Linked DNA regions of Homo sapiens: regions 2, 3, 4, 5 and 6 are each linked to region 1. A link is a loop called in an ENCODE intact Hi-C map of the cell type or tissue named here. Cell type or tissue: heart right ventricle. All regions are shown on one strand. Each heading gives the region's core, and the rest is flanking DNA. Links, peaks and the distances in the headings are about the cores only. Region 1 has its middle 25 kb from the start of FGF14. Region 2 overlaps FGF14-IT1 (FGF14 intronic transcript 1). Region 3 has its middle 95 kb from the start of MIR4705. Region 4 has its middle 43 kb from the start of MIR4705. Region 5 has its middle 63 kb from the start of FGF14-AS2. Region 6 has its middle 41 kb from the start of TPP2.

The links. Hi-C counts contacts between places; a loop is a spot of excess contacts. Peaks named below come from ENCODE experiments on the same cell type or tissue, not always from the same donor. Only the 100,000 strongest peaks of a DNase experiment are listed, where the experiment ranks them.
Region 2: a loop joins it to region 1, with 3 times the contacts of the local background. A loop is called at or near these places in 2 of 110 quality-filtered maps.
Region 3: a loop joins it to region 1, with 4 times the contacts of the local background. A loop is called at or near these places in 18 of 110 quality-filtered maps.
Region 4: a loop joins it to region 1, with 2.7 times the contacts of the local background. A loop is called at or near these places in 19 of 110 quality-filtered maps.
Region 5: it touches region 1 in a loop (12-fold over the local background); 64 of 110 quality-filtered maps call a loop at or near these places.
Region 6: a loop joins it to region 1, with 23 times the contacts of the local background. A loop is called at or near these places in 66 of 110 quality-filtered maps.

The regions. Positions count from the first base shown.
Region 1 is chr13:101,939,599-101,944,624 of GRCh38, reverse strand. It overlaps a transcript of FGF14 not described here. Among named protein-coding and RNA genes, the nearest start is that of FGF14, 25 kb to the right of the region's middle. In heart right ventricle, for the core only: CTCF peaks have their summits at 1,605 and 2,403; a DNase peak (open chromatin) is centred at 2,399; H3K27ac peaks cover 410 bases.
Region 2 is chr13:102,291,990-102,297,015 of GRCh38, reverse strand. FGF14-IT1 (FGF14 intronic transcript 1) reads left to right here. Exons shown (of 4, transcript NR_036486.1): 4 at 2,976-4,696. All of the region lies in intron 1 of LOC107984615 (a long non-coding RNA gene), which reads right to left. It also overlaps a transcript of FGF14 not described here. Among named protein-coding and RNA genes, the nearest start is that of FGF14-AS1, 73 kb to the left of the region's middle. In heart right ventricle, for the core only: no CTCF peak of the experiment used is centred there; no DNase peak of the experiment used is centred there; H3K27ac peaks cover 2,519 bases.
Region 3 is chr13:102,138,711-102,143,736 of GRCh38, reverse strand. It overlaps a transcript of FGF14 not described here. Among named protein-coding and RNA genes, the nearest start is that of MIR4705, 95 kb to the right of the region's middle. In heart right ventricle, for the core only: CTCF peaks have their summits at 1,708 and 1,908 (motif pointing left); no DNase peak of the experiment used is centred there; H3K27ac peaks cover 411 bases.
Region 4 is chr13:102,086,629-102,091,654 of GRCh38, reverse strand. It overlaps a transcript of FGF14 not described here. Among named protein-coding and RNA genes, the nearest start is that of MIR4705, 43 kb to the right of the region's middle. In heart right ventricle, for the core only: a CTCF peak has its summit at 2,357 (motif pointing left); no DNase peak of the experiment used is centred there; H3K27ac peaks cover 2,290 bases.
Region 5 is chr13:102,455,225-102,460,250 of GRCh38, reverse strand. No RefSeq gene overlaps it. Among named protein-coding and RNA genes, the nearest start is that of FGF14-AS2, 63 kb to the right of the region's middle. In heart right ventricle, for the core only: CTCF peaks have their summits at 2,547 and 2,746 (motif pointing right); a DNase peak (open chromatin) is centred at 2,730.
Region 6 is chr13:102,553,729-102,558,754 of GRCh38, reverse strand. No RefSeq gene overlaps it. Among named protein-coding and RNA genes, the nearest start is that of TPP2, 41 kb to the left of the region's middle. In heart right ventricle, for the core only: a CTCF peak has its summit at 2,620 (motif pointing right); no DNase peak of the experiment used is centred there.

The DNA.
Region 1 (5,026 bases), core at 446-4,445:
ACGTTTTGGCTATTATGAATAATACTGCAATGAACATGGGTATAAATAGTGAGCTTTAATATTGTAATTAAGTTTTAATCTTTAATACGTATTTGATAGTCCAACTCAGGGATTGGCAAACTATGACCCTCAAGTCAGATCTAACCTGACATCTGTTTTAATAAATAAAGTTTTAGATAATAGAACACAATTGGATTTGGTTTGGGAAGGAAGGAATGTTGTTTGCAGAGAGTGGAGTTTGCATACAAGATTGACCAAAAGAAAAAAATAATATGTAAATACTTTGGAGGACAGAAATAATCACTTTTAGGGATGTGTTCTGTGACAAACATTACAATGATATAATCTTTGCATTACTTCATTTAATCCTGAGGAAGACCATAAAGTAGAAATTCCCTATCCATTCCTCTTTTCTAATAGATAAAGAAAACTGGGCTTGGAAAGTTTAAGTATTCATGCCTCTTTGGCCATAAAACTTCTGCTCTTTCTGCAGTATGGCACTGTCTTTGAAAATATGCAGACAACTTCACAGTCTAAAAGCATTTAATCCACCTCACAACCATAATTGTCTGCTGAAAGTGGTTTTGTTTTTTACCATGTTTTTTTTTTGTTTTTTTTTTTTTTTTGAGACGGAGTTTCACTCTTGCCCAGGCTGGAGTGCAATGGTGCTATCTCGGCTCACCACAACCCCGCCTCCTGGGTTCAAGTGATTCTCCTGCCTCAGCCTCCCCAGTACCTGGGATTACAGGCATGCGCCACCACACCTGGCTAATTTTGTGAATATATATATATATATATTTTTTTTTTTTTTTAAGTAGAGACAGGGATTCTCCATGTTGGTCAGGCTGGTCTCAAACTCCTGAACTCAGGTGATCCGCCTGTCTCGGCCTCCCAAAGTGCTGGGATTACAGGCGTGAGCCACTGCACCCAGCCTTTTGCCATTTTTAAGGGAGGAGATTGAGAGGCTTACGGAGTTTGTGCAAGTGTCTGAATGCATGCAGCGGGTAAGTGGCAGAGTCGGGGTTCAAACCCAGCTTCTCTTATTCTACAGCAGCTTTTCTCAACCCCTGCAACAATTGATGTTTAGACCTGGATAATACTTTGTTGTGAGGGGCTGTCTTGAGCCTTGTAGAATGTTTAGCAGCATCTCTGGCTTCTACCAACTAGATGTCAGTAACACCTCTTCCCCCTTGTGACAACAAAAACTGTCTTTAGATTTTGCCAAATTACCCCTGGGGGTGGCAATCACTTGGAGTTGAGAACCACTGGTTTATATCCATGTCTTTCGACCATGCCTCTCTGGTTTTCTACTCTGAAGCAATTCACAATCTAGTAGATGGTAGCAGACACACGGTTAAGTCTAAAACAGGAGAGTATTATACTGAGAGTCAGTATGGAACCCGGAAGAGTGAACCTAGTAGTTTCAAGAGTATAGGCTTTCCAGCTAGACTGCCTAGTTACAAGATTCAGATCCTACATTTACTAGTTGTTATCCATGGACTAGTTATTAGCATTCTGTACTTCAGTTTCCTCATCTCTAAAATGGGATTAATACTAATACTTGCTTGACACAAAGTAAACACCATGGCTATGGGAAGCTGAGGCCCCCTGCTGTGCAGGGCAGAAAGTGGGGATTAAGAGGGGTTCTATTTTGAGCCCACTGCCTGGTTTTCATTAGCTCTGCCGATTGATTTCCATAATGCCAACCCTGAGGGCTGAAGCCTATGCTTCTGGCCTCATTAAGGAAGGAAGAGCTGTTTTATATAGTTATTTTCTGGCTAGAGATTAAACAATTAACACCTTACCTGATTATACAAGTGAAGCAAAGGCTTTTAGCTCTAGTCTATCCTGAGAGAGTCATAGAAACACAGACACCAGTGTAGGAGTTCTTGGCCATTTTCTAGTTTAGCTACTTCTTTTACAGACAGGAGATGACTAAGATCAGAGTAAAATGATAATCTGCCCAGAATTGCAGAACTAGTTCCTAGGAAGCCAGAACTGATGCGGACCACTGCTTTTTAGCTCAGTTTGTTTCTTTCACTGATTGTCAGTGTTTTCTCAGAGAGATATAATTTGCAGATGCATAAGATACACTGGAGAATGATGATGATTGGACATTCTGCAGCTAATAGATCTGTTCCATAAATTAAAAAGACAAAATCAAATGAGTACTAAATTTTTAACTGTGAAAAATTATTTCTTAATAATATTTTCATGTTCAAGAATAACACTAGTATTTTTTTTCTAGAATTTATTTTGTTGTTTTTCCAGAATAGTTGCCTATGTTACAGGCTTCTGCTCTGTCTAAGGGAATAAGGAGAAGGCATTTCCTGAGACACTAAACAGGCTTTTCTCTAGTTACTCGATGGTGATAACTAGAGTAACAGTGTCCACTGCTGGCAAATCAGATAATTGCACCACACTTTACACAGTTGCTGTATGTGAGGAATAACATTTTACTTTCACCAGGATGTATTCTCAGGTAAGGGTTTTAAGGCATGCAATGTGAAAAGATGCCATTATTATTTAAGAGAAAAATATTAGTTTTATATTAGCCCAATAGTCAATTAATGATTGATCAGCAATCAATTTGCCTCTCTAAACCTAAGAAAACAACATAGTAACAATTCCTATTAAGATAGTTGAGGTTTAAAATATTAAGAGAGTAAAACATATAGTTTTACAAACTAAGGTTTGTACTTAATGCTACCCAATAAGCAAAAGAAATGATTACCATGATGCAACTAAGTTTTGTCATCATTTAAAACAATTACTCGCCAAAAATTTACCTGGGTTTATTCTTTTCAGGACATTCATCATAGGTGTGGAAGAGGAAAGTAGAAGACTATGGGAATGGGAATTCTTCCTTAATTTATTTGAAATACTTAAGGACATTTCAATTTGTTAAACCTTTGAAGCACATTTTGTAATCTAAGAATTTAATTTATTTAACTAGACAGTTGGACAAAAGCCTAACTAGAAATGGCCTCTTTTGCAAGATTTCTGTGTGCTTTAGAAAAGATTCCTGGGTTCAATGCCAAAAACAGGCAGCAGAGGGCCCAGGAAATGGAACTCTCAGGAGTCTTGCTGCAACTCAGGACAGTTTGTTACTCTCCTTTTAAAATTTCTCCTTGAAATTTGTACTTGTAAATGGTGAAAGATGTATTTTTCTTTTTGCTATAGGAAGAAAAAGTCACTAGAATACATGGATAAAGTGGTCTTATCGTGTTATTATAACTTATGGAAATCCACAAATAGCAATTCTAGTTATAGAAATATAGCTTGGCCAGTTAAGAGCTAGTGTGGAATCTTGCTGTTTACTTGCTTTGAGATTGGGTAACTACAGCTGTAGCTGGGAGCATACACTACACATGAAGGCTGTGCATATCGATGATGATTGTTAAATTTTGTGAAAAGGTGTTGACTCCATCTCTGCTCACTGTGTCCTTGCTTTGTGATGAATCCCATTTTTTGAGATTTGGAGCTGTAAGGTCCTAGACATCAGGACTGAGTAGTTTGAAAACATAAATCGCTCCGCAATGTTGCTCTTTTCAGCTCATGTGTTTATTCTTCTGTGACCCTTCAGGTTTTCACTTGACCTGCAGGATCAAGACTTGTTTTTTTTTCTAAGTCTTAGAGATGTCCCCAAAAGACTCTATCTGTTCTTAACTTACTTTGTTTTCATTTTCTGTCTTCTAGATCTTTCCACATGCAAATTTTATTTTGCATATGAAAAATTTGCTTATGAATGAAAAATATTTTTTAAAAAATTCTTTCAATATTTGTTGAATTTTACTGTGCTGGGAGCAGGGAATAGAGCAATGAACAAAACCTAAGGGACCCCTGATCTCATGGAATTTACACTGTAGAGGAGGAAGACTGATCATCAAATGTATAAAGACAAAAATCAAAATGAGATATGCTGACAAAAGACTTGAGCAGACAGAGAAAATAGGTGAGGTCTAAAGAGTGCAGGTGGTTACTGTGGATTGTCAGTTACTTTAGATTGGATGGGTAGGGAATGCCTTTCTGAGGAGGTGATATGGAGTAGAAACCTGAATGAAAGGACAGGGTCAACCCTATCAAGTAGTTCAAGTAGAAAAAAGCAATTTGTACAAAAGCCTCAAGGCGAGCACAAGCTTTTCATGTTTGAAGAATGGAAAGTAGGCCACCCTCTCTGCCTGTACTCTTTCCCATTCACCTTGGAAAGAACAGGTGTGCACAGGGGATATTTTTCTCATTCATCTCCCACTGGAGAATTAAGGCTCTATTGAATGCTTGAGCCTCCCTTCCTCTCCCTTGACCGCCACCTCTTGCATACTTCCAGAGGAAGAGGTGACCTCTTTTGGGAGACCTCCCGATCACCCTTTTAAAACACTGTTCTTCACTTTCTCCTGTATTCGACTTGTATTTGACAGCCTGCCTATTTCAGTGTGTGATCCTTGAGTTTCTCAGTAGCCAACCCAAGGCATGGATACAACTAGGGATTTACTGCTTAGAAGGACTTGAAGCCAGATCATTCAAGATAAGTCCTCTTTTGCAGGTCCAGAGAGGTGACTTGGCCAAGGCCATTTTGCCAGTTAAGGAGAAAAGAGAAGCAAAGGATTCTGCATCCCACCCAGAGCTCTCTGAATTACCTTGTTCTGTCTGTTGTAATATATCCGTCTGCAAAATTTTATTGTTTTCTCCAACTACTTTTTTTCCTTCTTCTCTTGTATATCATGGTTCTTTCACTTTTTGACCCTTTCATTCATGCTATTTCTTTCTAAAGCATGCCATTTCTTTGTCTCGTTTTTATTTAATATGAGGTGGTTTTTGACTTTAACTTTTTTCCAATAAACTAGATTAAATACAAAGAATGTCCATATTGAATCCTTCTGATAGTGAGACTGGTTCAGACGGATAATGCAGGTATACAAAACAGATTGACATTTACAGTCTGTGAATTAGAAACAAGGAAGAGGATAGAAGACTGCACATTGGTGAGATTTTTACAGAACTTTGTTACTCAAGATGCAAATCTAAT
Region 2 (5,026 bases), core at 310-4,309, 350 kb before region 1:
TTTTTGTTGTTGTTGTTGTTGATTAAATGATTCTAGTAGGTAGATCATGGGTAAGATAACTTCTGCTATATTTGTGTGATTTTTATGCTGGGGTGATTTACTACACTAAAATGGAAACATGTAAATTATTTCAGCTATGTTATCTCCATGATAGAATGCAATAGTTTGGCCTCTTTATGAGGATTTCATGAATAGCTGAAAGGAGTGCACTTAATTTTGTCTTAGCACTGCTGCTGAATTCTAGTTTCCCTGGGTTGTTTCACATTTCTTGAGCTTTAGCATCTAACTGAAGTAAAGACAGTCTCCAAAGCTGCTTTTCTGGGGGAAGTGGTTTGGAAGGAGAAATGGAGAACTATGGATGCACAATTGTGCTTCTATAGTTGTGTGATTTAGGTCTTCAAGCTCAAGACTAAATATGCCATTCTTTGGTTCAGTTTTAGTTGAATCTGTGGTTAGCATTTTGATGACATTTTAATTTTTCTTATTACTCTTAAGTGCACTTAGCAAAAATTTAGTTGCTAATTGCCTTGCAGTACATCAGGGATTATCAAGGCCAATGAAGTGTCCATAAGTCCATTGCCCTATTCTGCAGACCACCCCAAAAATGCAAAGTGATTCCAATACGGTGTGCAGAGGGGTTTTGTGCACCAAGCTGCAAACCACGATAACTCAAAATCTTATACTTTTCAGAAGAAGTTGCAGAAATCCTAAGAAACAATTTTTTAATGAAGAGCCAGACTCCTACACTATGTCAATCTATTGGAAAACATTTTAATATAGAACACAAAGAGATCTCTAGAACTCAGAGACCATCTGTTTTCTTTGTGGGCCTGGGAGACATGATGAGAAATGTCACACCAACTTCATTTTACCTAAATATCTGAAGGGGATGCAAAACTTTTAATTGTAGAGTTGAAATATACAAATAACAATGGTTTTCTAACCTTCCAAAAGGAACAGAAACAGTGGTCCTGACAATGCAAACTCAGTTCTACATAACCAACATTAAGGAGCAACACGACTGAGGTCAATTCTTCTGTTTTTTTTCTTCTATAGTTCAAAGGGACTTTATTTTTCAACTCCATTTTGGATGGATAGGGAACTCAGGAATCTATTTTCGCAATCTCTGCATCATCTGGATGGCCTCAGTGTGAACTTGACCCAGAGCTGCTGAATGGTGTAAATATTTTACTGCCCATTCAGACATTATTTTATCGTTTCTGTCATTTTCTTGGTCGCTGCCCATTGCGGAGGTATTTGCTTCTGCTAATATGGTTGTATGAAGCAATGTGTTTTGGGTAAAAGCAATGTGGTGCTGTGAAAAAACCTTTGGAGAGAAAATCCTAAGACTTGGACTTTATGTTTCTCTCTGGTACTTCTAATTCTGTAATCTCAGGCAAGATCCTAGCCTTTGATTTTCAGTGCCCTGAGGGAGAATGAGGGAATAATTATGCCTGCTTCGCCGACCTTTAGAAAGTTGGTTTTAGGATCCATTGTGTAATAATTGTGCAAAGGTATCACAAACCACACAGTGCAAAGGTATCACAAACCACACAGTACCGTACAAGTCAAAGGACAAGAAAAAAACTTAAGGCTGCTAAGGGGCAAGGAAAAGTCTAGAGTAACTAGGAATCCTCTTTGCCTACACCACGAACCATTAGATATCACAGTGCATGGTGGAGTGATGATCTTTACTGTTCAGAAGATGTTGATGAGAGGGACAGAGACGAAAGTGAATTTGTAGATACGGTTGAGAACATCTCCATGCCCCGAGCTTAGATAAAAATGCGCTCCAGTGGCACCAGAATCGATAAGAAGTATAACTAACTGAGGAACAAATGCCTGGTGATAATCATAATGATGAAGAACCTCCTGTAGAAGTTGGACAACATGATTTTTATGGTTCTTTCTGGTTTTAAACTCCTATGGGTGGCCAACTTAAAATAATCATACCAACTACTTAAAGTAAAGTAATCCACAAACTGATGGGAGAAAAACAAATCAAAGTAGGTATTTTAAAATATTTTGAATAATAGCATTCACAATGAAATCACTTCAATTTTCAAGTTGAGAACATTAACACAGAGCTTACTCTGTGCCAGACATTGTTCTAAGTGCTATTGTAACTCATTTAGTCCTCACGGTAACCTCAGGAGGTAGATCAGGAAACTGAGGCACTGAGAGAGCCGTCTTTTGATAGAGGTCACACAGATGGTTCTGAGGGAGCCAGAACTTGGACAATGGCAGTCTAACTATATAGACTAGGGAAAAGTGAAACTAGAAAAATTTCACTAATATTATCAGAAGGAAACAGCTATTTTGACCACTGGAGAAATAGTGGAAATAAGAAAGGAGGGGAGGGCAAACAGAAATTGACAATCTAGTTCCCAGCAACCACTCAAATATTCAAACACAAGTGACAGAGTTCAAGCCAAGTGGATGCCACGGGGTTAAAAGAATGCCCCTGGAGTTAATATTTAGAATGTGTTTATTTTTAGAGATAACATGAAATAAATTCCCTGCTGATATTAAATAAATTTTTAAATAAAGCAGTCCTAGTAGTTTTCCTAATCATTCAGGATGTGTTTGTTTTTTTTTTTTGGACCAAACAGTCTTCTAGAAAAAAGCAGTGGAAGATGAAGATTAAGCAATGGAGAAAAGGCCTGTTATTTTAAGAAAATTAGTTGTTAAAAAGTCAGTGGAAGATGAAGATTAAGCAATGGAGAAAAGGCCTGTTATTTTAAGAAAATTAGTTGTTAAAAAGTCATAGAAAAGACATTTTATTTGAATAAATATGTTTTCCCATTGACTTGAGTACTTTAGTTGTAGCAGATCATTCATAGATTTATGCCATAAGATTTTGACTAGAGAAGCCTCTTGTATTATGATTGCATAACAACTGCTATGTTTCATTTGTTAATTTTTGCTTGGTATTTGTGGATGTTAAGTGTTTGTTCATTTTTTTCATATTTCAGATTTCAGGTTTCTACTTCTACATCTCCAGCCCTGAATACTCATGGAATATCGCTGTACCTATGACAGGTTGCATGATTTTTCCCCCTCTGTGCACTCAATTTGTGTATTATTGTATCATATGACATTCTGAATCAAGTGCTGCTAGTACCAAGCTGCTATCATCAGCTGATGCCAAAAATATTCGTTATAACACTTCTCAGCATGCAAGTGAGAGCACTTCAAATCACACAGACAGAATTTCCAGCCATTGTTCTTTTCTTCTTTGCTTATTATACAGCAACAAGAATCAAAACAAAAGGGGATTTATTAGAAAATAATGCTTCAGTAAAATGTTATAAAACATGAGGTTTATTGTTTGTGAAGATAGAGTGAAATTCAGTACCACATTATAGATACCACCTCAGAGGCCTATTTTCCCCTTCTTTTCTCTTTTCTCAAATGTTTTTCAAGTGGCATCTTTTTTTCAGTCTTTGATTACATTAAGGTGCAAACTATTTATCCATCTGGAAATAAGCAATACTGTCAACAGAGAACCAGGAAATGAAAAGTGCAGCCGGCCATATGCCTTCTCTACGGCCTCTTTATGTTACTGTGCTGATCAGGACAAATGCAGTACCTATGGTAGCAATAGGGAGAGTGAAAATATGTATTCTCCAAGGGAAGACAATTAAAAGACAAATTCCATCAGGAAGATTTGTCATTTTTTGAGAGTGCTGATCCTGCATCTATCAGCAAATTTCACATAAATTAATTCATTTTACAGAGTGAATGCTGAAACTTGGAAGCCAACTGACAAGATGCCAGGGATGGCATGGCAAGGAAGAGAGAGCCTTCATGGCAATTTTGAATACCTGATCTCTTGCTTTCATCATCTTGTCTAGGGGAAGAAACACGGAGCCTGGTAGTTGGGAGGTGAGAGGCAGGAATGGATACCAGAGATGGACAGACAGTGGGGTGGTGAGAAGGGAGCTGCAATTTGCTAATCCTTGTAGTACTACCTGTCAATCATCTTGCTTTCCTTAATCATCGATCCTGGAGAGACTTTGAGGAAAGGGCTGGTGGAGTTGCGCAGATGTGATCTTCATTTCAGCCTTATGAATACATACCAAGGTCTCTTTAAATCTGTGGTTCCTGCACAAAGTGCTGTGACTTCAGGCTAATAGAGAGGTCCAGATGTCACATGTGCCAATTAGAAAGAAATGAGGACCATGGCTATGGCCCACTGTGTTCAGAAGACACGCCCAAGCCACCCATTGTCATTCATTGTGTCTAATACTTGACCTGTCCTGCTGTTTATTATGTGGGGTGGCTCCATATTTTAAAAACTGTATTCATAAAAAGATATTTCTCATCCTGCTGAGTCTCAGGCCCATTGTTGTAGGTGAGGTGGTTTCTTTTGTTTGATATATAACGTTTTGCTGACTTTCGACTTGGGAATTGCAAAGGCTTACCCAAAACCCTGAAGGAAAAGCTAAGAATTCATACTTATTAAGCACTTGGTAGGTGTCTGACACTGTAGTAGATATATGCGAGAGCCCAGAACAAGCTGATGTCCATGTACATATCTTTAAAAAATATAATGATCTAGTCTTATCTGTGGAAACTGCTTCAGATACTGATCTTACTCTTTCCTGTTACATCAGAAATTCTGGAAGGTAATATCCTGAAAGATTTATCCTCAAGAATAACAATACATTAAAATCTTCTGCTTTGAAAATGCTTTGAAATTGTCAGTTTTTTTTTTTTTTTTTTTTTTTTTTTGCTATAGAGTATAAGGTAGGAAATATTTGGCAGGTAAAATGAGACATCCTCTCAACTCTGTCAGTTTTTGTCAATTTCTGGGATGATGAAAGATATGAGAACTAGAAGGCTGGTTTAGTACTGACTCCTGGTTTATGTTAAATAATGAAATGCAAGCCAGAAAAACAAATTGGCGGGGGCTCCGGCCAGCCAGCCATTCTGCAAGCGCTTGGGATTGGGCAAAGTGAGAGTCCAGGTCACAGACAAGGCCGGCTCTAATCCAGATAACTGTGGAGTCAGCATTAATGTG
Region 3 (5,026 bases), core at 321-4,320, 200 kb before region 1:
ATAGTGTCTTCGGGGTTAAATTAATTTTGAAGTCAATTTGACTCTATCAAGTCAGTAGAAACATGGGTTAAAGCTTGAATAACTGATTCTCAAATCCAGAAATTACTGGGCAGATATAAACTTCCTTTGATTTCTACTCAATAGGTCAATTTCTTAGACTATTAATGCACAAGACGAAAAACAAGTGTGTATTTTTTTCCCCTCAGGGAGAATGAATTGGCAATATTTTAGTAGAGGGTCATAATTAGTTTCAAAATGTTCACCATACCCCTCAGTTTTACTCTTGAAGGCTTTGTTGGTGTTAATTAGGAAGTTTTATATGTACTAATACATATTTGCATTTAATATATTACATAAGCACATAGCATGCATAAACACACACACATTTTTTTTTAAATCTGAGTAGAAGGGTTAATAGTTATTTTGCCACCTGGAAGCAGTTTGTGGCCCACCTAACCCCCCATACTTGTGAAAACCATTAATAATCAAGAAATTCTAGAGGACAAAGCATTTGAAAGTATTTTGTAGAGGAAACTCTACCCTCTGGCTCAGATTGAGACGTGCTGTTTCTTAAAAAGGATTCTTATTGCTACATGCATGACCATCACTGGGAGGATAAGTGGGTATCTGTGTCATAATTGCCATTTTCTGTGGATTCAGCCATGTATGGGGATAAACCATGGTGGAATCTCAAGTTGGCATCAGGAGGAAAATGACAAAACCTGAAGCAGGAAAGGAAACAGGATTGGACTAGAGCAAAATGTTTATAGAAGGTGCAGAAGGTGTGTAGATTTTAGTAGAGCATTTTTTAAAAAGAGAATAAAAGCGTATGTTGTTTTTAAAGGAAACATTGGAAGGGACTAAGCTGAGTGATTGAATGAACATCTATTAACTCCTTGTTTATAACATTCAAAATTTGTGTTTTAGAGAAATTTTAATAAAGTGAAGACAAGCTACATTTTGATACATTCTTGATGCTACTGTGAATTAGTGATGGGAAACATCAAGGTGTGAAAGGTATGGAAGCTACCAACTCATCACTTTTATCCAATTTGCGACAGCATTTTCACTTTCCTCATCATGCCATTCACCTTGCTACCCTTTCTACCTTAGAGGCATCTCAGCAAGCTTTGAACTTTGTTTTGGCTTTATTTCCAATACAATCATTGGCTCTCACAAGGCCCTTTTCCAGCAAAATAATAATAACCCTGAAAACAAATCAAGGAAGTTATCAAAACCTAGTCATAGTTATTAGTACTTGTCAGACATCCAGGGTGACAAGATTAGGGACTGTTTGCTTATTCTGGAGAAGTTGGGTTTTTTCCTTTTCCATTTTTTTTTTTAAGGAGTAAAACAGCTGTTGCAGATGGAGGTATTCTGCGAGCATGACTCAAGCACAGTATTGTGTGAAAATGCAACCAAATCATATCCTATTTTTACCACAGTGCTACATTTGTTAAGAAAAGATGCAATATATATCTAATATTTGCAAGATTTGGGATCAGTTTTGTGAACTGTATTGTGCTTGATGATTTAGGAGAAAATCACTCCAAAGATTGTAAGTGTGGTGTAGACAAATATGAATACTTTTGCTAATTTGTGGCATTTTGCCATGTTGCTGTAGCAGTATTTTTATGTGCTAGTCTATTTCTTGGTAGCCATTTAATTTTTATTATTTGTGTCTAAAATCTTATGAACCATTGATATTTCTTATTTCCCTCATGCATGTGTACTTTATTTTTGAGAGAAAGAGGGAAGAGAACAAAATGGTACACGGTGAAGTATGAGTATGTTTTGATTTTTCTTCTCAGATTTAAAGAAAACATGCATATCTACATATCTTAACTCAGTCACCGTTCCAAAATATGGAATTTTGTCATTTTCAAAACCTTTTCCCAGAAAACAGCCTTATTTGTGCCCTCTAGTGGTAGATGCATAAATTTATGCAGTAAGTCAGAGAAAGCTGCCTCTTTTTTTCTTTCGGTACATTATGATTCAGCATCCAAATAACTAAATAGTGTTAACTCATACCTATACTTAAAGAAAAATCCTATGTAATTGAGCTTAATATGTTTTCCAAATGCATCACAATTATGTATTGGAGAAATAACCCTAGCAGTTATCTAGCTAGAGAAACTTCTGAAATTACAATAGTATAACTCCTCATGATTTTCAGGTTCCTTTTGTCCAGCAAAATGCTGTTATTCTTTGAGAAAAAGTAAGTACATTTTCCACAAATGCATTTTCTCGTCTTGAAATCTGTTTTAAAAACTCTTCTAAATTGCTGCATTCGTTCATAAACTGTTTCTTGTTTTTGTACTGATAAGTATCACTAGAAAGCTACATGAAAGAGAAAACTGTCTTGTTTAACGTAGCAGTAACTGACCCTCATAGAAAAGGCCCAGATAGAAATGGCTCTTGAACTCATGGCTCCACTGAACATCTACTGGGTGTACAACCAGTTCTGTTTCGTGTCTCTGAAACAGTCACTGCCTTCATTCAACACGTCCATTTTCCTGGGTGACCAAAGTTGATTGGGCCAGGAATAGACTCCCTGTCCAAACCAAGCCAACTAGAATCCTCCCCTGGGATTTCTGAAACTAGTGCTGATAAAGAGAGTAGGTCTATTTCTAGTAGAGGAAGCCCTACAATATATTTTCTGAAAAACTATTGGTAGCCATGTTTACTGTCAAATGTTGGTGGTGAGTTAAGAATGGGAAAGAAAATTTTGGTGGCATTAATGCCTCTGGTTTCTGTTGTGAGGATGCAGCTGTCTGCTCTTCCTATAACCCCACTTTTCTTTTTTTGGTCATTTAATTCATCCTTGGATTTGGTAACACAATACATTCTTAGTATGCTTAGGTTAATTTGGGTTTGAGTTTAGTTTCTATCACTTTTTGCCGAAGTAATACGACAATACAACAAGGCATGTTGTCAGTTTCTATTCTTGAATTTTCTCATAACCCAGTTTATAGATTGAGTACTGGGGGCAGAGTTTCTGCTAAAGGGTCAGGGAGTCTCCTCAAAAAATTGTGACCTCTTTCATATTCATCTTGAGGTTTTATTAAGTTCAGGTTCTGCTACTTTATCCCTATTTAGAGGTATCAGCTGTCTTTCTTTAAATACCTTGGATTTTCCTATTTTCTCACTCCCCTTATCAGCATAGGTAATGATAAATCACATGCACACTGGACTTCCTTCATAGCAGTCTGTTACCTTTTACAGGTAGTTTTCAGCCTTTTATCTCTAAAATAATGGAATGATACACTTTGTTTCTTTTTGAAGTAAAAGTTGGGGAGAAAAATATGAAAATCCCTGGGTGGCTTAGGCACACATTTCTTTTGCATCTGAAATGATCCAACATCAAACATTGTGCCTAGTACACAGAAAGCACTGAGTCTGTTTTGGTTAAATATAATAGCAAAATTAGTTAACATTATTGAGTATCTGCTATATACCAGATACTGTATTGGGTAGTCATTTTATTTATGTCTAGTACAAGTTTTAACTTTTACAACTTTTTTGAACAACTTTTCAAAGACCCCATTATTATCCCCATTATAAATGAGCACAGATGGAGGGCTTGCCCAAGGCCACACAACTAATAAGATTCTCCAAATCTTACTACTCTGTCACCATTTTCCACCAAAGCACCAAACACGGATGACTTACTGCTGTAAGGGGGGGGGGGGGTCTTGAAGAGTTTGACCTAAAGCTGCCACCATAAACTTGATGTTACACGAAGGCTTGTACGTAATGACATTTATGTGATATTTTCAATCCACTGTGTTTCATGCAAAACAATTACATGACAATGAAAATATCTGGTATATCAGGCACCCCTGGAAGGCATGCCGTTCCTGCCCTGGCTTGGTTTGTAGCAGGCTGGCAGGGGAGGGGTTGAGTGGGTGAATTTGTTCCCATAGCTCTCCAGCCTGCAGCATCAAGCTGCTGAAAGCTGCTGAAAGCTTCTTGGGATAGAAACATCTTGGTCTTTCCTCGTTTCTTCACATAACTGACTACTCTTTGATTTTCTCACTCCTCTGCCCAGTGCCCTCTGATTCTAGGAATTAAGAGCCTATTCTAAGTCCCTCTCCTTCCATCCTTAACTAGCATTATCTCTTCCATGCCATCCCCCCCTCCACAGCAGTCATCCGTGGAGCATTGCTCATAGGACATATGAGGCGATGAATGGGGACACATTCTTTGGATTAATAATAATATTATCATTAGCTAATCTCTTTTGCTAAGCATTTTACATATTTTATCATTAATCATTATACTAATCCTGCAAGATATATGTTATTTTCCATTTCTCTATTTTTTTTTTCTTTCTTGAGATAGGGTCTCACTCTACCACCCAGGCTGGAGTGCAGTAGCATGATTTTGCCTCACTGTAACCTCTGCCTCCTGGGTTCGAGTGATTTTTGTGCCTCAGCCTCCCGATTAACTGGGATTACAGGCACGTGCTACCACGCCTGGCTAGTGGTATTTTCTATTTCATAGATGAGAAAACTGAGACTCAGATGAGTTATGAGCTTTCAAACTCTTCCGAGCTCCAATGTGGAAGACCCAAGATTCACACTCAGATCTGTTGATCACAGGGATTATACTATCTTGACAAGGGCAACCATCTCTGCCTTCAAAAAAGACCACAGGGATGTTGGAATACATTGTTTACATGGAACTTGTAGCAAGACCATCAAAGGGAATTTTACATATTAGGCAATACAAACCACTTTTGCTTTAAAATGTGCATAGTGATAAATAAAAAGTACACAGTACTCAGAAAACTCATAGCTTTTACATTTGATCATAGATCCCAAAGCAATTATAAAGTAAGAACTGAAACACTAAAACACGGTTTTACTGTATGAAAACAATACCAGTTGTGATCAGTTATGTAAGCTGCTAACAATTTGTGAACAACTCCCATGTTGCACAATAACTTTGCTTCACTTAATGGCACATTTATTGCTAGAAATGAGCACCCTTTAATTTGCCCAGCTCCTTCTGTTCAGGAGGA
Region 4 (5,026 bases), core at 590-4,589, 150 kb before region 1:
GGCTCGGCTGGTGCTAGTATCTCTGAGCTCAGAGGAAAGACTCATGAAGCTGGAATCCAGACCTCTGAGGAGGACCAATGGCCGGCTGGTATTTGAGGGAAGAAGGAGACAATTAACCTGGTTCTCCAAGTGTTGAACAAAATTGCAAACTGTATTCAGCTGCTGCCACAAGGAGGCTCTGCTGTTGGTGGGGGGTGACTGAAGCATCGTAGAGTGATGCTCACAAGATCCACAAGCAGCCAAGGAGCTCCCCTAGAGGGACACAGGAAGGGGCAAGTTTCTTCCACCTCATCCAGCTTTGAAGTCTCTGGTGCTCCTAGTGGCAGATCCTAACAGAGAGAATCTTGGCAAGCAGAATGTAGTTTGCAGGGTCTCAGCCCCAGCAGCATAAAGCAGAGCATAGAAGTGCAAGTTTAGAACCGAGAGACAAAGAGTAAATAACTGGCACATTTGGCTATTGTTTTACACTTCCTAAATCCAGAGTTACCCATTATAACCACATCATCTGGTATAATTGTACCTAAGCATTTGCATATTATACTATTAGTACTCTATTTGTATGTGTTAATCTCTTACTATTGTCTTTTATGTCACTATTAACATATTACATTGATTTAAGATTATTCTTAGAGGGAGTTAGCAATTTCATTTTGGAATAGCAAAAGAGACATTAACAAATATTTATTATAAAAATGAGTTTCAAATATGATAGAACTGAGAGCCACTAAGTTGATTCAGACAGTATAATATATACTTAGACTTTAGACTACTGGCTCCTAGCCGACTCAATGGCAATGCCATCTGATCTCAGCTTCAAGGCTTGTAAACACAAAGGATCTCATCGCTGTTAGATTCTGACTTCATTGAGGAAGGCATCTCGCCGTTGGCATACACTGATCTTTTTTTGGAATGGACAGGCATTAATGGAAATGTGAATCTCAGCAGTCATTCTGGCTGTCCTCAGCTTCGTAGCCCTACTTCTGAAAGCGAAAAAGGCACGCAGAGGACGTGGCCTACTTGACCACTGCCATCTGTGCCCTTTCAGTGGCACAACTCTGAGTGACCATTACAGTCAGAGCCTGGGCTTTTAGTGAAAATTAAACTTAAACACAATGGTTACCAGTGGTCGAGCTTCTACAGCAGTAAACTACTCTGATAAAGGTTGTAAACACAACATTTCCAGGTAGTAATATCATCTTCATTTTATAGATATGGCGATTGACTGCAGAGACCTGGAACTTACCTAAGACACAGCTAGTGAGAGAACTCACTCTGCCTCTTTTCTATAACCTAAAAGCCATTTCCACTCTGCCTTCGAATAGTAGCACAGGAGACAAAGTCATTAATTTTAGGAGATTATTTTTGCAAGTAGTACAATTATGTGACAAATTAATTGCCATCGATTACTTGAAAAATTCAATAAGCCTGTAATAGAAATGGCTGACACATATTATAGTCTCAGTAAATATACGTTGTATATATTCAATGAGTATGTGTCCACAACAAATTTTTGTTGCAATGATAATTTTCAAATTGGTCCATTTTGATTTTGACCTTTTTATCTAGGTAGTTTTTCTAAAAAGCCATTTTGCACATATAAAGCTAATCATCTAACACTAGAAGACAATTATTCAACAGGGTCTGTTGCCATTTAAGCTTCAGATATGGCAAATGGAATTTCACAACACAAGAATAACAAAGACAAGGCCTGACAATGACAGTTGTTCCCAGAGAGTTTCTAAGTATAAACCTTGGACACAAAATAAAGAGTACTTTCATAGCTACACAGTGCAGAAAAGAACTGCTTGTAAGAGAAAACTAATTAAAATGATCTGCAGAAATTATATGATTGATAAACCACTTGTCTCAGCCACTCAGGAAATCAGACATCAAAACCATGATTCTTTTCAATTTCTATGTCTTGTAAGTTTTGATGAAACAGAATTGTGCTCAAAAAGTCAATATCATGAGGCACATTTGATTCATAGCCCCCTTACGTACATTGTGTAATGGTTGACAGAACTTTCATAACTGAATGCTAAATAATGTAAACTTCCTTGAAAGTAAAACTTAGGAAAAATGTGGAACGTTTAGGCAGTAATATCAACTAAAAGTGCAATCTTATGCCAGCTGTTAAAATTAGCTAACTGCTAAAAATACTAGCATCAGTTTCCAAAACATGATTTTATCCAGGTATATTAGTGCTTCTTATAGTCACACTGCAGGGCATGAATGGAAGCCCATCTTACTGAAAAGATACTTGTTACATTGGAGCTTTGCTTCCCTCTGTTTGAAATATCAGATATTGGGTTGAATACCTGCCAGTGCCCTCTTCTGGATAGAATGTAATACATTTCTAGACATTTTCTACCCTTTTTACATAGGAGCTAAACAATTTCTCCTTGACCTCAGAGAATGGAAACAATTGGTAACAGAACACAGTCTGGCTGTGTTGTGATCATAAAATATACGCTAGACTCAAATGAATGCAAACAAATATTTAAAATAGATTACCTTGGTTCTTAGTTTTCCCTACACTCTGGAACATTCCAGTGGGAAATTAAGATTGTATTCTGAATTCTGTATCTATGATGGCAGAAAACTGGGTTTTAGAAGTATTTTCAACAGGTAAAGTTGAACCAGAAAGGATTTGACTTTCCTTTTACAGAAGCACAATCTTTGAAATCTTGACAGCTTGGCTCCAAATTCTGGTTAGGTGTTTTAGTTTCCTAAGCTACAATATGTGGATCAAGAATGTACCTACTTTATACGGTAACTTTCAGGATTAGATGAAGAACTTTATGTATAATGTACTCATCTTTGTATCTGACCTACGGCAAGCATTTTCTATAATATTTGCTATGATATGAGTTTGTATGACACAAACATGTGTCTCTTTTAATTTAATATAAAGTACCCAAATTTGAAAAATTATTAGATTAGATATATATGTCTAAATGTTAGATTATAGAATTTTAAATCTATATATTTTTCCAGTTTAATACATATTTGTATATTTCAATTGTATATGTCAAATACCTTATGGATTGACTTTGATTTCTCAGTTAGAAAATATTGCAGTGAAGTATCTTTTACCATAAAGCTTGAAAATGTGGTATTTTTGACCTAAATATTACTCCATATCTTGATGAATAAAATAACACTGCATTTGGTGTACTTAATTACATTAAATTTCTAAGTTATGCAAATGGTACATTGTAACATGAACTTTTAAAAAATACATGTTACATGTGATGTGTGCCACACTTTAAGATTCATTTTCATTAATATAAAATAAGTAATTCTCTCTGCTTAGCACAGTTACCATTTTTATTACTTTTCCCAACTTGGCAGTGATTGTTTTTAAAGTGGCCTTCATTAAACTACAGCATTTCTAAAGTGACAAAATTTCAGGAGCAACTTAGTCTCTGACTGATTGCAGGTTGACAGTTGAGTACCTATGTCTCAATTGTGTATCATAGAGAAACGAACCCGAACAGGAAACTAACCCACTTACTAAAAAGTATGATTTTGGCACTTAACCTTTCTGGTTGTAGTTCCTGTTACATAAGATAATAATTTCAAATTCATAAGATAGATATGAATATTAAATGACAGAACTGATGCAAAGTTAAGTAACCACCATAAGTCATTCTCAAAATTATTTTTACATACATATAGAGAAGTAGAAAAGCCATGAGCTTTACAATCAGGCAAACATCTGCATACATATCATCTTCTATACTTATTTCTGGAATTTTCATTTCCTAACTGTAAGATGGTTGTTGTATTAAATGAGTTGAAATGTAAAAAGTGTATTATCTGACACAGAGAAGGCACAGAGTTGGTAAAGCTAATTTAGACAACATCTAATACTATTTTTGCATGTCACCTGCTTTGTGCTAGGCTCTGTGTTAAGAATTACAGTCTGGGCTGGGCGCGGTGGCTCACGCCTGTAATCCCAGCACTTTGGGAGGCCGAGGTGGATAGATCACGAGGTCAGGAGATCGAGACCATCCTGGCTAACACAGTGAAATCCCGACTCTACTAAAAATACAAAAAAAAAAAAAAAAAAAAAAGCCAGGCATGGTGGCAGGTGCCTGTAGTCCCAGCTACTAGGGAGGCTGAGGCAGGAGAATGACGGGAACCAGAGAGGCAGAGCTTGCAATGAGCCGAGATCACGCCACTACACTCCAGCCTGGGTGACAGAGCAAGAATCTGTCTCAAAAAAAAAAAAAAAAAAAAAAGAAATTACAGTCTATTTTTTACTATTTCTGGGCAAGGTACACATGAGGAATCTTGCCCCAGGTCCCATTGCTAGGAAACCCTTAAATTGTAGCAGCTCTTCTCTTTTCTTCCTTCCCTGATGCTTCACTGACTTGACTTCAGTCTGCCTGCTACTTCAGGTTGCATAGATCTTCACACTTTAGGGATCATCAAAGTATATAATTTTGCGAATTACACAAAGACCTTTCCTAACCCCAGTCCCATCAACTTATATCAGTCCTGTGACCTATTTCCCAAACCAGCTAATCTAATGAACTACATTATGGCAGGATTATTTTTGGATCTCTGTGTTCCTCTGACAAATGACAAATTTACGTCCTAATGACTGGTTTCTTGACCTCAAATGCTACAAGCCAGGCTCATAGAGGAGCTTCCAGGTAATACAGAAAGATCAGCTGAGCAGTTTGTGGGGAATGCTGTGATTCCCAATTCACTCCACATCATCAGACTGCCTCCTGTGTCAATCGCCTTTACTCACTCTACGTAATCCTGGAAAGTTTTAAAAGCCTAATGCACAGTTCTATGTGTGCCAGCCCATCTTCAAAGAAGTTATGATTGTACATATTGAAATTCCATCACACATTAAGAAAAATGAACATCTTTCCCCTTCTAAATTGGGTAGATTATTTGGGCCTGAAATACAGAATATGAGGAAAGAAAAAACTAATTCTTTGTCTACTGTATAGCGGTTCTAGCATAGGTGATCTTCAGATTCTGAGATTAAAAACATCGGGTTTTT
Region 5 (5,026 bases), core at 483-4,482, 520 kb before region 1:
AAATATTTATTTGAGGACACTGAAATCTGGCATTAAAAAGTAAAAAATCAAATGTTTTTACCATAACATTAAGAAAGCATTTTTATTTTATTTTTGGTTTAAGAAGAAAGGGAGTTTATCTAGGGATAGTTCACAGTTCTTGGGGTTTCTGAGAATTTCACAAGAGCATAATGGAGGTGGTGTGCGTCTGTCCCATAAAGACCCCAGCTTCTGCCGCTTAGTGTGAGTGCTCAGGATCACTACCCCTACGATGGCTGCTGAGTGTGGGGTCCACTGCCACCCTTCCCTGGAGTGCACCTTGTCAGACCCTCCTCCAAATTCTCCAAACCGGCCATCTTGAGCAGGTGTGTCTGATTGGAGGAGCCTGTGCCCCGTGCCTGTTGTAGCTGCGATGGAGGTGGGGAAAGTGAGATTCCAGCTTCTGCTCTGGGGACCCGTAGCTCATAAAACAGAGTTGCCCAAACATGGGAGAGGCTTCAGAGCCTTCTTCCATACCCATGCAAGCGCCTTCTCCTCCACGTTTCTGTATTTCCTGTGCAGAGCCTTGCTTGCCCTCTGGTGTCCCACAGTATTCTGCATGGACCTCCGCCACATTATTCATCAAGCTAATGGTCAAGAGGTCTGCAACAGTCTGCGAACTCCAGCTATTCATGTTTGGATCCTCATTCCATAGCATCGTGCCTGGCACAAAGAAGATATTTAGGAAGTGTTCGCAGTGAACAAAAAAGTGAATTAACTGCAGTAGATTAATTTTCCTAAAGTAACTGCTTGCCTCACTGCCAGCTTACCATCAAAAATTCTAGGGGACATCAAATAGGTGCTTGGAGAGAGGGGCACGTATGTTCGTCTAGAGCTGCAAAAGGGTTACTTTGGGGACAGAAGAAGAAAGTTCTGAGGAAGTTGGATCATGTTTTATTATTACTACTATTTTAATAAATACTCATATTTAGCTATTACCAACATAACAGCTTACTTGCCACGGAAGGGGATGAGTCTTAGCCCTCTCAGATTTGGCATCATTCAGGGTCCTCAGTGAATAAAATTCAAGGGAAGAAATAGAACTTTGCAAGTTTCAGACCCAGGGTGGCATCCCCTAGTACCTGGCCAAGAACAACTAGAATGTGGCTGAGAAGTTGAAAGGCTGTGTCCTCCCTCGCCTTCCCTCCTTCTTTCACAGACCCAACCTCTTTCTCTGTACATTTATCTAAAGTGTGGGAACATAAGAAAGAGAAGATGAAGCCCCAATTTCACAGAACAGTAGCCGAAATTACACAGAAAAGCCATAAAGCAGTGCTTCTATTTCGTTTCATTTTTAAAAGTCATTTACTTTATGACTATAAAATCTGAAGCTGTTTCTCCCCCCAAATTAGAATCCCATGAACTAGAGAGATAAGTTACTAAGATTTTTTATTTTTTTATTTTTCTGAGACATCGTCTTGTTCTGTCACCCAGTCTGGAGTGCAGTGGCATGTTCTCGTTTGACTGCAACCTCCGCCTCCCTGGTTCAAGTGATTCTGCAACCTCAGCCTCCTGAGTAGTTGGGACTACAGGGGTGCATCACCATGCCTGGCTAATTTTTGTATTTTTATTAGAGACGGCGTTTCACCATGTTGGCCAGGCTAGTCCCAAACTCCTGACCTCAGGTGATCTGCCTGCTGTGGCCTCCCAAAGTGCTGGGATTACAGCAGGTGTGAGCCACTGCACCCAGCGGAGTTATTAAGATTTTCATATCTCCTTTAAGCAACTATTTCAATGCCCTTTGAATTCCATATATAAGGCATATATTTGGATATGAATACTATATGAATATATGTAAATATGATCCTGGTTAAATTACACATGATGTGAGGCTTGATGTGCTGCCTTTTTTACTTAATATTCTGTCAATGCTTTCTAATGTCATTGAAATGTGCTGAAGGCTTTATTTTTAATGCCTGCATAGTATTTCTCAATATGAATTCATCATATTTATTTATTTCCCTTTCATGTAATTTATTCCAAATTTGTCATTGTTATAAACATTCAGGGATTAAGCCAGTTGTAACCTTGGCTGTAAACTTTTATGCTGACAGCCAAATCAACAATTCAACATATCATGAGAAGAGGAGAAAGGATGTGAAATTTCTCACTGTGGTAACACTTGATGACTGTAATTATGACATTGATCCTATATCTCACCTCCATTGGTAGATATAGAAACTGAGGCTCATATTGTTAAGAGAACATGCCCTAAGTTACACAATTAATCAGTGGAAGAAGTGAGATTTAAACCCAAGTCTACCTCACGTCAAAATCCACACCTTTTCCTCTGTGGTGTATGTCCCTGTTCTGACTTAGGAAATTTCCCTCTGTAACTCCAGTGGGGCTACTAAGTGTAAACGGGTATTGTGAAGGAAGGTCCGTCTTAGAGCTGCAGCCAGTATGCCCTGTTCCACCAGGGGTACAAAACAGTTAAATCTCTATTATTCTCCAAATCAAAGGAATCGGGCCCTCCTCTTACAATCTTTGAAGATCTTTTTGTTTTCTTACCCCTGGAATTTTACTTCTATCAATTTTCACACCTGAAGCACACATACATGCGCGCACACCACACACACACACACACACACACACACACACACTCCACATGACAGGTCAAGAATCTCAGGCTATCCTAGATGACGTGTCAATCACCTCGCACAGAGGAAACCGGAAGTTTAAAGGTTGTCTGCAGTCCCTGTAGCCATTGCTGCCACATGGTGTCACTGTTGAAGCACAGGCAGACCAGCTGCCCCAGTACTCTCTCCTTTGTCCCCAGAGTTGGGCATGAGCCTCCCTACCTCCATGTCCCCTCTCTAAACGACATGGTGACCTGGAAATCGGATACAATCCCTGGCTGCCTCTGGCTCAGATACTTCTTTCCATGGGGCAGAGTCGCCATCATTCATTACACATATATACAAGACACACAGGTATGTGAGCTGCCTGTCTCAGGTGTGCAAACTTAGCCCACAGCCTCTTGGCTAGATCACATACCAGTGATCTAGGTTCAACGCCACCCATTGGTAATGTGGCTACTTGAATTAAGACAAGTAGTGGGGGTGACCTGCTAAAGATAGTGCTATCAGTTTCTTTCCTCCTTCAGCCAAAAAACGTTCTTTTTTGCTGTTGGGTATGTGGAGAGCTGGTTTACTCATCCATGTGGAATGATGGAGATTTTTCCCTTCCACCCCTTCTCAGACAGAGGATAAAAGCCCTTATGTTTTTAGGATCTAAGTCTTACTGTCTCTTAGAGAAGAGAAAAAAATTTCTTTATGTCTCAAAAGTCCAAGGTTTTGTCTTGGGCAAACGTGTAATTTTAGAGAGAAAAAGTTGGTGTTTCAGGGAATGAAACAAAAAGCAGTGAACTCTGTGATTATCCCCAAATTCCAGGAGAAAGGGCAAGGTGGGTGTGGATTTCGTTATGGGCAGGTGACATGCATGTTTTGGCACAGGAATCCCTAGCACTGTGCCTAGTGCTGTGGCTGGGGTGCCGGATGCAGGTACCATGTAGAAGAGGAGGTGGAGACACGAGCCATCAAAGAACCTGACTGGTCTGAGCCTGCAGCTGGTGACAGCCCTATTTTGTTGTGATTGGGAGGGCAGGTTGCAAAATCAGAGAAAGAAGGGCCACTAGCACCTGCGGGAGCTCAGCGACATCAAGACATTTCTCCTCTTAGGAGTGCACATTTGGAGGAAGCCACCTCTGGGACATGGAAGATATTCCTTTTCTTTGAATATCTAATGGGAAGTGGGAGAATCCCCAAGAGTTTAAAAATGGACTTTGTGTCAATCTGCCATTTGGATGCCAAGCCAGATGAAATTTAATGTGGAGACATTAAAGCAATGTGAAATTGCACCCCAGTGTTGAGTAATAGTCTATAGAATTACCCCTCATGCATACAACCACCTGTCCAGATTCAAGCCTCTACTATACTGATCAATTTTACCTACCTCTTGTCAGAATAGAAGAGACCCATCTCATCACTGACGTTCAGGATTCCATCTTGTCCAGCTGGCTCAGGGACTTCTCCGTCATCACCTTCTCTTTCTTCTGTGTCTTCAACCCTTTGCTTTGCCTTGATCTCTTTCCCATCAGCTTTTTAAATACACCCTAGTCTCTTCCATCTTAATAAGCTTTCATCATTTGCCAAATTATCTTTGCGTTAGGCCCTTGTTTGTAGCTAGAACACTGACCAAAGCCTTCAGGAGTGGTCCTGCTCTGTTGTCTGCCAGAATAACTGCTTATGACCTGAGCAACCAGTAGCAATATCAACAATAGAAATTTTGGGAGCATAATGGAATGCTAGAGCCCAAAGCTAATCTGCCTTTAAGACATAATCATGGCCATCCCTAGTATGCCTCAATTCACAGTTTGCTTTGGTTATCCCCATAAGTCCAAACCTCTGAGAACGTTTGCTACCACTTGAACTTCCATTTATGTTCCTCTCTGTAAATCCCTAATATGTCCCAATCCCACAACCTTCCCTGTCACCTCAAACCCCGTCACCGTGCCTTCTAGAATTCCTGCTCTGTGACTGGCCAAATCCTCTTTGTCTCAGCCAGCTCAAGTTGCTATAACAAACGATTGACTGGGTCTCTGAAACAGCAGACATTTATTTCTCACAAGTTCTGGAGTTTGAGAAGTCTGAGATGAAGTTGCTGGCAGATTTGGTCCCTGGCGAGGTCTCCCTTCCTGGCTTGCTGATGGTTGCTTTCTTGCTGTATCCTCACATGGTGGAGCGAGAGCAAGCTCCAGCCTCTTCCTCTTACATGGACACTAACACCATCATGAGGCTTCACCCTCATGATCCTATCTAAGCCCAATTACCTCCCAAAGGACTTACCTTCATATACTATCACATTGGGGATTAGGACTTCAACATATAAATTTAAAAAACATTATTTTGAACACATACATTTTGAAAAACATTCAGTGCATAACATTAGGCCCCTGGCTCCCCACTCTAATTCATGTCATTCTTGCATGCAGAGTACATTCATTCCA
Region 6 (5,026 bases), core at 539-4,538, 610 kb before region 1:
GAATGCCGGCAACCACTAGGAGCTGGAAGAGGTAAGGAAAGGTTTTTATCTAGAGCCTTTGGAATGAATGTGGCCCTGCAGACACCTTGGTTTTAGACTCCTGGCCGCCAGAACTATGAGAGAATAATTGTGTTATTTTAAGCCACCAAGTTTCTGATAATTTGTTACTGCAGCTTCAGGAAGGCCTCTAACATATGGTGTTTTATTGGGATAAACTCTTATCCGTAATAGTATGCCTCTTTAAAAACAGGATCCTATTTTCAGAATTATATATATCTGTCGCCATCAAAGCTATATTTAGGAGGTATAATCTCATGACTCAAGTGATTTTCTTGATATGGATAACAAATCTCTCATAATGGTCTAATATTTAATCAAGCTTGAATGCACATTGTAAATTTTATATCTTCTATCTCTGCAAATATTTCAAGGTGGTAATGACATTTTTTCCAAATGAACTGTCAGGTTTTTGATCAGGTTTCATCTCACTTATTTGTAAAGTCTACTCATATTTCCTGCCGACATCAATCCCCTCCTTCCTAATGGCCTGTCGTTTTTCAGTGTCTGAACTATGCATTTTGGCACATCAATCAAACTTGCTTCTGCTTTGTATAACATAGTACAGGTTAGTCATGACTGGGTAATAATAGCTACCATTTATAAAGCACATAGTATTTATGTATGCTTAATATATGTCATTTGTAAATCCTTTAGCTATAGCAATATAGCTATCTGTATTTATTTATATATCCCTATTTATATATATATCTATATAAAAATATATATGATATAATATATCTCTCTATATAGGATATAGCTCCAGATATATAAATATATATTTCTGTATATTATAGATATATCTATAATCTGGACTTTACATATATAAATATATACCTATATATTTATATTATGTATTATATAAAGATATATCTATATATTTATATTATGTATTATATATAAATATATATCTATATATTTGTATTATATATTATATAAATATATATCTATAGTTATATATTATATTAAATATATAACTATAGATATATATTCTATAAATATATAACTATAGATATATATTCTATAATATAACTATAGATTTATATTATATATAATATAAATCTATAGATATATATTTATAGAATATATATCTATAGTTATATATTCTATAAATATATAACTATAGATATATATTCTATAATATAACTATAGATTATATATTATATATAATATATACCTATATTTATATTAATATTATATATTATATAAATATGTATCTATATATTTATATTATATATGATATATACATATATATCTATATTACATATATAAAATATATCTCTATAGATATATAAAAATATATTTACATTACATATATTATATATATTTATATTACATATATAAAATATATATCTATAGATAATATATGTATATTACATACATTATATATGTATAATACATATATAATATAAAATATATATCTATAAATACATAAATATATTTATATTACATATATACATGGTATCTATAGATATATAAATATATATTATATATTATAAATATAGATCTACATTTTATACTGTATCTGTATAAAATATATCTGTATTTTATAAATAAGGAAGCTGACATTCAGATAAGTTAACTGACAGCAAATATAGGGCAGAATCATAATTGAAATTTACTGTCTCTTTGACGTCAAAGTCGCAAGCCTTTCTACCAGGCTATTCTGCTTCCTCAGAAATTTCTGCAAGTCAGCAATTTGAAATCTGAACAGAGAAACCAAACCTCCCATATGTTTATTTAACCTACCTGTACAACAACATATGCAGCCATAGATAAATGTCCACATATGAATTCCAACTTAACTTATGTTGAAAATATTCTCCCCAGTTGGGGCAGCAGAGTTTGGGAACTTAAGCTCCCGATCTCTGGAAACCAAGTGAGTTCTTCTTGGCAGGATTTCTTGGTAGGATCTCTGATGAGGTAGGGGCTTAAGGTCTTGAAAGAGATCCCAAGGGTTTGGGGAGCAAACTGCTTTGGAGGGGCACTTCACCATCTTTGGCTGGATTAGACCCTGGGCTCCAGAGTCTCTTCCTTCTGCCTGCTACTTCACGGAGAGTTTTGAGGAGCAGTGATTTTGTTTGCAGGCTTTCATTTCCACTGCAATTAATAGTTGATTCCGACGGGGGGTTCTTTCCTCTGGCCTACTGCTGAGTAGAATAAAATCTACTCTTTTAAAATCTACAGCTTTTCCCAAATAATTGATATAGGCATGGAACTCTTTAAGCATGTTTAGTGATTTTTAACCATAAGCAGTTATGGGGAAATACAGGGCAGAAATAGGAAAAAAGTAAAAACTTCTAAGAAGTCTCCCTAAAGCAGCTGCCGTTGATGTTTATTGGATGCTCACTCTCTTATCTTTCCCTTGCTACAAATTCATCTCTACTCTTAGGAGCTCCAATCTTCTCCTCTTTTTCTTCTAGAATTTGGGGCTCAAGTCTCACTTTCTTCTAAAAAAAGCTCCAGCCCACGTCTTCTCTTCTCAATTGCCGTCTCCTAGCTCTTGAACCTCATCCTTTTTATTTTGGAGTTTTTTGATTAGCCTCTTGGGGGCAGCAATCTCTCAGTTCTGAGTGACATTTTCCTGGACAGATGATGTTAAACTTCAAGTGAATCAGCGGCAGCTAATTTGTTTTGTCTTGTCTAGTGGAGTTTGTTGTGATGTCACTGTTTTAATTCTATGCTTCAATCCACTAACTGAAATAGTAAACCTGTGAATCAAAGTCAGATGTCTTCGTAAATTAACAAAGAACGAATTTGCATGTTCAATGAAAGGAGCAGTTGATAAATTGGCTCACAGCTTAATTTAGCTCATTTTCATTTTTCTGAAAATCTATAGAGTAAAATTCAGTTTTTTCATGAAATCACCCAAATAATTGGATTGTTAACTGTCTTATGTGTTTATTTCTATACCAGACTGTAACCTCCATGAGGCCAAAGGGAATAAGTTATTTTTTCATTTGTTTTTTAACTAGCCCAATGCTCATGAATGCATAGGTAATTAGTAATGTGAAAGCTACTGGCTTGAATTTAGTTCTTGTTTGTTTGTTTGTTTGTTAGTTTTAGAAACAGGGTCTTGTTACGTTGCCCAGGCTGGTCTCGTACTCCTGGCCCCAAGCAGTCTTCCCGCCTCAACTTCCCAAAATGCTGGGATTACAGGCGTGAGCCACTGTGCCCTGCCTCAATTCTTTTAATGAATATTTAAGTGTCTCTTTCAGGGCAAGCATAATGCCAGATAATTGGGACGCGAAGATAAATAAGATATAATCCCTTTATTCTCAAAGACCTCACATGTCTTATTTATTTTTGTGCCCTAAATCTTTATGCATTGATTTGAATCAGTAATAAGGACACGTGATTCCAAATTAGAATGATAGCTTCTACTTATGTCTCCATCCAGCCCGCACTCCCAGTCCAATCAATCCCCATTTGGTATCATCTTCACTAATTCCCCGTGTATCATTTTAGGGTTTCTTTTTGCAGACAGAGTGTACGCTCACGTGTGCGTGCGCACACACACACACACATTTTCCTTTCTTGCTTGCTTTCTTTCTTTTTCCTTCCTTCCTTCCTTCTTTTTCTTTCTCTCTCTCTCTCTTTCTTTCTTCTTTCTCTTTCTTTCTTTCTTTTCTTTCTTTCTCTCTTTCTTTCTTTCTCAAAAGTTAACAGGTAAACCATCCCTGACCTTTTTTTTTTCACTTAATGTATTACAAAGATCTTTTAATATCTGTACACAGAAAGTATTCCTATTCTGTTTTTAATGGCTGCGTAATATTCCATTGTGTGAATGATTGTTTAACCCAAGATTTCTCACCCTCAGTTCTAGTGAGAATTAAGGCTAGATAATTTTTGTCGTGGAGGTTGTCCTGTGCAATATAGGATGCTTAGCAGGATCCCTGGCCTTTACCCACTAGATGCCGTAAGTTTCCCTCTCTCCAGTTGTGACAACCAAAAATAAATCACTCCTGGTTGAAAATCCCTGGTTTAAACAATCCTCTAATGAGGAACATTTTTGTTGCTATCAAATTTTTATCATCACAAGCTATGCAGTAATGAGTAATCTTGTAACATGTTATTTTGCACATGTGCAAGGATATTTGTAGAATAAATTACTAGCTATGGGATTTCTTGGTTAAAGTGAAAGTACATTTTTAATTTTGGAAACATTGCAAAATTTCCCCCATAGAGATTGTGTCATGTTGTATTCCCATCAACAACGTATGAGATGCAATCACCTTTCTATGTGATAACTGAAAACCTAAAGAAACATGTATGAATGATGTATGCCAAAAGGTCATTGCACCCCTTCTGGTAAAGAAATCTGTGTTTGCACTAAGGAAGGTTGAATGACATGCAAATTCCATATTTTTGTACAGGTATCCTTCTGCCTAGACTTACACTATCAACCTATTTAGTGAGAGGCCAATAACAATTTTGAGGCTTTGCCTTCCAGGGATGAATGGGGGGCTTTGTGACTGGCTTTGACCAAGAAGCTATAATTTCTAGGCTCATAGTCTTTAAACAGAATAAAAAGAAACCTGACTTCCTTCCATTTAGGTACCAAGTGGATGTGCAATAGATTCCCTGCAGAAGCTGAACTCTAAGCTCAGTAGGAAGGATGTTTCTCCCTACCTTCAACAAAAGTGAGCAGGCAGTACCTCCAGGATGTTCAAACAATTGATGTTTTCCGCCTGTAAACAGAAGGCCTGGAGCAAAGCTCAATATTTAATAAGGAATAAAAGGGTCTAAGGAAACTATGACTAGTTTCTTTCTTTTGGTGTTCTGACATTTCCATCTTATTGAGATCCAAGGCCTAAAATATAGCAATATGTAGTCAAAGGAGGAGGAGTACATCTAATTGGGCAGATCCCAAAACACTATGTGAAATACAGCATAGAGATACAAGAATGAACACAGTTCTAGGGGAACACAAACAATGGATCAAAAGAGCCTGGGGAAGTGATGAGGG